Regions from separate parts of the Homo sapiens genome. Here region 1 is linked to region 2. The links are chromatin contacts, found by Hi-C in ENCODE. All regions are on one chromosome and are shown on one strand. The core of a region is the stretch at or near the end of the contact, and the rest is flanking DNA. Distances in the headings are between cores, read along the strand shown. Region 1 holds the start of ORAI2 (ORAI calcium release-activated calcium modulator 2). Region 2 overlaps CUX1 (cut like homeobox 1).

Region 1 (3,563 bases), core at 511-3,010, 440 kb after region 2:
GATGGAAAAATCCTATGTAGGGCACGCAGCAGCCTACCCGGCATGGAGGAAGGACTCCAAGGGACCGTCTGGCACCGCCGGGCTGATAGGAACCCATCTTGTCTGTCTGTGAATTATTCATGTGCTGCACTTCCTGAAAAGAATGCTCCTGTTTGACTGCCTCGCTCGTAAAACCGCAGAGAATTCACCGTTAAAGGTGAGAGGCTCCCTGCAGTAGGGAGTGGAAGGGGCCAGGGCACAGCAGAAACTCTTTGCTGCTGTCTGCGAACAGCATGAGAAGGACAGCACGCTGCACTGAAGTTGGGACCCCAGGGGTCTCGCTGGGTCTGTGAGTGGCAGTGCACTCTGGGTGGCAACCCCCAATTAGCTCAGTGCAAGCTCTTCATGGTGCCATCCAACACCCTGGGCAGGGGCCAAGCAAGGTGGCCCATGCCTCTATGCCCAGCACTTTGGGAGGCTGAGGTGGGAGGATCACTTGAGCCCAGGAGTTCGAGACCAGCAGAGGCAACATAGCAAGACCCATCTCAATTTTTTTAAAAAATTTAAAAATTAGCTGGACATTGTGGCACATGCCTGTAATCCCAGTGCTTTGAGAGGCTAAGAGAGGATTGCTTGAGGCCAGGAGTTTAAGACCAGTCTGGGCAATACAGGAAGACTCTATCTCTAAAAAAAGAATTTTTTTTTTTTTTTTTGGCTGGGCACAGTGGCTCACATGTATCATCCCAGCACTTTGGGAGGCCGAGGCAGGCAGGATCACCTGAGGTCAGGAGTTCAAGACCAGTCCGGCCAACATGGTGAAACCCCATCTCTACTAAACATACAAAAAAGTAGCCAGGCTAGTGGCGTGCACCTGTAGCTCGGAGGCTGAGACAGGAGAATCGTTTCAACCCCGGGGTCGGGGGTTGCAGTGAGCCAAGATGGCACCACTGCACTCCAGCCTGGGTGACAGGGCAAAACTCCCTCTCAAAAAACAAACAAAAACAAATTTTTTAAAAACTACCACGGTGTGGTGGCTCCTGCCTACATGTAGCCTCAGCACTTTGGGTGACTGAGGGCAGAGGATCACTCGAGCTCAGGAATTCGAGGCTGCATTGAACCGTGATCGCACCACTGCAGTCCAGCCTGGGCGACAGAGCCAGACCCTGTCTCAAAAAAATAAAAAAAAAAATCCTGTGAAAACTCGGGCGTGGCCAGACGGATTCTCCCCTCCCCACCTTCCTTTCCCCTCCACTGCCCACCTGCACCCGCCCGCCCTGTCCCCACTCCCCGCCCCTCTACGCAGCCAGCGTCCAATGCTGGGCACCCCCCGAGGCTCACCCTGCCAAGCCTGGGGCTCCCCTTTTGCGCCCGGACCCAGGGGCAGGGAAAGCCCAGCTCGTGGTCTGTGGGTAGCCGGACCCCCGATGGGGCGGTGGGGGGCCTCGCCTTGACTCCCAGAGCTGGGGCCGGGGACAGGAGCTGGGGCAGGAGGGATGCGCGCGGGTCGGGGTCTTCCCACCTCCCCTGCTCCTCTCCCTCGCGCGATCCCGGGGTGGTTCCAGGTGAGGCGGGGACCCCCACCCCCCCACTCTCCGAGGAGGCGCCGCCAGCCCCGCCCCTCCCGGCCCGGCGGGTGACGTGGCCGCGGCTCTCCCGCGGGTGGGTCACGTGTTGGCGGCGCCTGGTTGCCTTGGCAGCGGCTGCGGCGGCCGCGGGGGCGGGGTGGAGGCGGGGCCGGGGGACCCCGCGCGACCGGCGGAAGGAGGGAGGGGGCCGCGCTCGGCGCCCCGGCCGGGCCACTGGGCCACAGGCCACGCGGCCACGCAGTCCGAGCGGGAGCCGAGCCGGGCGGGGCGAGGGCAGCTCCGGTGAGTGTGGCGGCGCGGGGGCCTGGCGCGGGGAGCGGGGTCCCTGCGGCTGGGGGGGCCGGAATTGGACCGGGGACGCTCGGCGGGGAAGGGGACGACTGTAGGCTGCCCGGGCGCGGTCACTACCCATCCGGGGTTGGTGACCTCCACCCCGCGGGATCCCTGGCGGGGTGCGGCGCCCAGAGGATCAGGGTCGGCGGCGCAGCCGGTTCCGGACACCGGGGCGTCCCTGGGGGAGGGACAGGGATGCAGCCTAGCGCCCCTGGGAGGCCCCCTCCCAGTGCGCCTGCTGGAGAGAGACACTCGCCATTGCCGGTGCCCCAGATGCTTAGAGGAAGTCAAACTCCAAGACCGCCCTCTGGAAATGTGTCCAGTAGGCCAGCCAGGAAGAAAAGCTCATCTCTAGAGAGGGGATCGCGTTATTCTACAAGACCTGTTTTCTCGGACTGCTCATTAAAGCAAAAAAAAAAAAAAAAAAAAAAAAGCAACCCCACAAGGTTCAGTCCCGGAGCATCCTCTAGGGTCTGTGCCACCTGACAGAAGTACAGGGCTCCATCCTGCCCCACCCCACCCCCTGCCTGGGATCCAGTGTGAGGCCCAGACTCTGTCCCTCCCCCTGGGCCACCGGGCCTGGCACACACAGTTGGCATTGGGAACATAAAGGATGGATTTGAACCCCCTCCTGGGCTGCTCCTTCGAGACCTGGAGACCTGTCTCAAGACCCAGCTCCAGGCAGACAGACATCGTTTCCTCCACAATCCCACCCACTCTGGGGACATCTGCAGGGCCTCACCGATGGGGCATGGGAGGCCTGGCGGCTCCCAGGAAGCCACCCTCAGCCCTCACTGCCCTGAGCTCTTCACCTCCACTCTCAGACCTGAGCCCAGCCCACCCTTACTGATGGGGCATCCCTCTTGTTCACCCTTCCTTCCTTTGGAGGCCACCAGGCTCTCCCTTGCGTCCCACTCCTGCCAGTCGGCCAGCCATTTCCCTGGGTTGAACTGTGGTCCCAAACCAGAATGATCTAGCAGTGCCCAGACCGTTCCACTCACCAATTTCTTCCATTCTCCTGTGGCTGGACGCCCAGTCATGCTGCCCAGACCCTCTGGCTCATTCCACAGCCCCAGGCTCCAAGTGTCTTCCACCCACATCTCCCTGCCCCCTCCACCCCCCAGGTGGCAGCCAGTCTTCCCTCCATATCTCCTGGACAAGGAGAGCCACCCCACATGTACACCTGGAGTGGCCTTCCCGTCTCTCGGAATCCTTCCATGCAGGCAGCATCTTGTCTTTGAGGAAAGGTCCCTCTTTTTTAAAATTCTTTTTAGAGGCCAGGCGCAGTGGTTCATGCCTATAATCTCAGCACTTTGGGAGGCCAAGGTGGGCGGATCACTTGAGCTCAGGAGTTCTAGACCAGCCTGGCCAACATAGCAAAACCCTGTCTCTACCAAAAATACCAAAAATTAGCCAGGTATGGTGGCACACACATGTAGTCCCAGCTACTCGGGTGGTTGAGGCGGGAGGATCGCTTGAGCCTGGGAGGTAGAATTTGCAGGGAGCTGAGATTGTGCCACTGCACTCCAGCCTTGGTAACACAGCAGGACCCCATGTCAAAAAAAATTATTTTTAGAGACAGCGTCTTACTCTGTTGCCTAGGCTGGTCTCCAGCTCCTGGCCGCAGGTGATCCTCCCACCTTGGCCTCACAAAACACTGGGATT
Region 2 (3,166 bases), core at 541-3,040:
CCCCAGCACCGACGTCACCTCATCCTGCCCGACTCTGTAGCATGCAGGCCTCCGTCCTCCACCCAGCTGCAGAACCGGAGACCTCAGGTGGTATCTGGTTCCACGTGTCCCCAATGGCACCTCGCCTGGAACGATGTCTGCGCCGACCAGTGATAACAATCGAAATAGCAGGCGTGGCTGACCGTGTGCCGAGGCTCGGCGTGCCGCACTGGCCAGCCGTGATTTCATCTCAGCCTCTAGCATCCTGCTGGGGTAGGTTAATAATCCCTGGATTTCTCAGATGGGAAATGTTAGGAAAGTCTGTAAGCCCCCATGGAAGGTCCCGGAGCCCAAATTCAAACCCGAGTGGAGCGTTCTGTTGCTTCACTGTGCTCTGGTGTGAATTTTAATGTAAGGCCCTGGCATTTAAGAGCTCGAAGACACCATGGAGGTGGAGAGCTCAGCCCTGTCATTGGATGGAAGCTGAGACTGGTGAGATTCTCACCGGGGCTTTTGCAGGGAGTTTGGGGGAATTTTGAAGGTGGTACAGGTGTTCTGACCCCAACACCATCTCCTCCAGCTGGGCCACACACTTATTTCCTGCTCCTACCCCCGTCCTTCCCACCCCTTGGATTCTGGGTGTACAGAAGAGTGGGCACATGCTAAGGTCAGCCCTGGGTTAGCCTCATGGACAAGGTGGGCCTGGAGCAGGAACCCGCCTGATAGAAGACACTCAAAGTCTGTCCGTACACGCTCGGTGTGGGCATCGCTTGCACGCAGGTGCAGCTTTTGCTGTGGGAAACCACTTTAAATGAATTGATAGCCTCACCACAGTGGAGCCATGGCCCGACTGTGGAGAGACTCCATTGTAGAGAAATATTTGAGTGAAAGGTTTCATGTCAGAATAGCATCTGCATGCAAATAAGAGGCATGGGCGGGTGCAGTGGCTCACACCTGTAATTCCAGCTACTTGAGAGGCAGAGGCAAGATGATCTCTTGAACCCGGGATTTTGAGACCAGCCTGGACAACATGGTAAGACCCCATCTCTTAAGGAAAAAAAAAAGGTTTAAATTAGCTGGGCGTGGTAGTCCCCGTAGATGAAGTTATTTGGGAAGCTGAGGCAAAAGGATTGCTTGAGCCCTGGAGTTCAAGGCAGTAGTGAGCTATGATTGTGCCACTGCATTCCAGACTGGGCAACAGAGCCAGACCCCATCTCTTTTGTTTGTTTGTTTGTTTGTTTGTTTGTTTTGTTTTTTTGAGATGGAATCTCACCCAGGCTGGAGTGCAGTGGTGAGATCTTGGTTCACTGCAACCTCCGCCTCCTGGGTTCAAGCGATTCTCCTGCCTCAGCCTCCCAAGTAGCTGGGATTACAAGTGCCCACCACCATGTCTGGCTAATTTCTGTATTTTTAGTAGAGATGGGGTTTCACCATGTTGGCCAGGCTGATCGTGAACTCCTGACTTCAAGTGACGCTCCCACCTCGGCCTCCCAAAGTGCTGGGATTACAGGTGTGAGTCACCGCGCCTGGCCCAGACCCCATCTCTTTAAAACAAAAAAGTACATGGGATAAATGGGGAAAACACTCTTGAGACAAGACCAAAACATACAGTGGCTGCTAAATGTCAGTGCCATGAGCCCAGGGTTCTCCTACATCCCCTTCCGTGGTCAGGGAGGACTGCTGGGCTCTGTGTCTTCTGTGATTCTCCCCTGGCTCTGAGCCCTTTGCACCTGCAACTCACAGCGCCGCTCAGGTCCCTGGGGGTAAAGTGCCATAGGATAAAAGCCACAGGAGGGTTTTGAAATGCTCTTTTCCTCTCAGATATGTATTTCCGCATCTTTACGGAGTCTCATCAACGCTTTTTAAACCTCCCCTGGGATTTGAACCAGCGCCCATAGATACAGGTGGCTTGTCAGGTCAGCTAGGTGCTGCTACTGAGGCAGCATCTGTCCCTAGCCCCGCACCCACAGGTTCAGAAGGGGAACGCTTCCCCCGGGTGGCTTATGAGATCCAGTACTTCTAGTTTCACTTCTTTAAAAATACCGTAAAAAAGAAAAAGGCTGTCAAAACACAAGCAGTGTTTGAAACGAAGCTTTGTAGGTCCCCCTACACCACCACCGTCGTGGGCAGCATAGCGGATGAGTTCTGGGACACCAGCTAAAATGTGGGCAAGAGAAGCCAGGGCGCGTAGCAGATGTGTGTGTGTATCTTTATGGGATTCAAGTCATGTCTCTGTTTTGTTGACCAACTTCCGCTAGAATTCATAGCCATCTAGCCTATGTATTGGATTTTTATTTCTGTGATGTCTGCTTCTTTTAAAAATATCAGTTGGGGCCGGGTGTGGTGGCTCATGCCTGTAATCACAGCACTTTGGGTGACCGAGGGGGGTGGATCACTTGAGGTCAGGAGTTCCAGACCCACCTGGCCAATATGGCCAAACCCTGTCTCTACTAAAAATACCAAAATTAGCTGGACGTGGTGGTGTGCACCTGTAATCCCAGCTACTCGGGAGGCTGAGGCAGGAGAATCACTTGAACCCGGGAGGCAGAGGTTGCAGTGAGCTGAGATCGCGCCACTGCACTTCAGCCTGGGGAACAGAGTGAGACTTCATCTCAAAAAAAAAAAAAAAAAAATCAGTTAGTAGCCAGGCACCATGCACACACCTATAGTCCCAGCCACTCAGGAGGCTGGAGGATCACTTGAGTTCAGGAGTTCAAGACCAGTCTGGGCAACATAGCAAGACCTCATCTCTACAAAAAATAAAAAATTAGCAGGGCATGGTGGCACATGCCTGGAGTCCCAGCTCCTTGGGGGAGGCAGGAGCATCTCTTGAGCCCAGGAGTCCGAGACCAACTTGGGCAACATAGTGAGATTCCGTTTCAAAAATATGTATCAGTAGGTTAATCTAGACTTTGTTTACATGGGCCAAGTGGCCAAGGTCACATCTTAGAGTTGTGGACTGTATAATCAGGTAAGTGTGGCTACAGTCACAGAAAGTCAGGGTAGAAAGAGGCTTGGAGGGGGGTGCACTTCTTCTAGCCAGAGCTTTCCTACTGAGCTCCTTAAAGCACAGGGGAAAGTGGGACGGGGTTGGGGGGCAACCTAAAACCCACCCCCTCCCATCTTCAACCAGTGCGACCCTGTTTTTACCTGCTCAGCAGTATTGTGCATCCCTGTAAAATTTTAT

The links. A loop is a pair of places that touch in the nucleus more often than their neighbours do. Pooled maps may share reads with other maps.
Region 1: a loop to region 2 is called in a pooled map, with 7 times the contacts of the local background. The contact joins the promoter of ORAI2 here to the enhancer-like site in region 2. A Hi-C loop is called at or near these places in 9 of 37 single-sample maps with no recorded cell type and 4 of 50 pooled maps.

Annotation. Positions count from the first base shown.
Region 1 is chr7:102,431,815-102,435,377 of GRCh38, forward strand. ORAI2 (ORAI calcium release-activated calcium modulator 2) reads left to right here and starts at 1,761. Exons shown (of 4, transcript NM_001126340.3): 1 at 1,761-1,847. RefSeq lists silencers at 1,221-1,360, 1,391-2,170.
Region 2 is chr7:101,989,166-101,992,331 of GRCh38, forward strand. The region is part of intron 2 of CUX1 (cut like homeobox 1); the gene reads left to right. Among named protein-coding and RNA genes, the nearest start is that of CUX1, 170 kb to the left of the region's middle. RefSeq lists enhancers at 1-577, 473-522, 2,062-2,121. Within about 2 kb of position 1,791, at least 5 of the 41 ENCODE cell types and tissues checked have a DNase peak (open chromatin) inside an H3K27ac peak, as active enhancers do.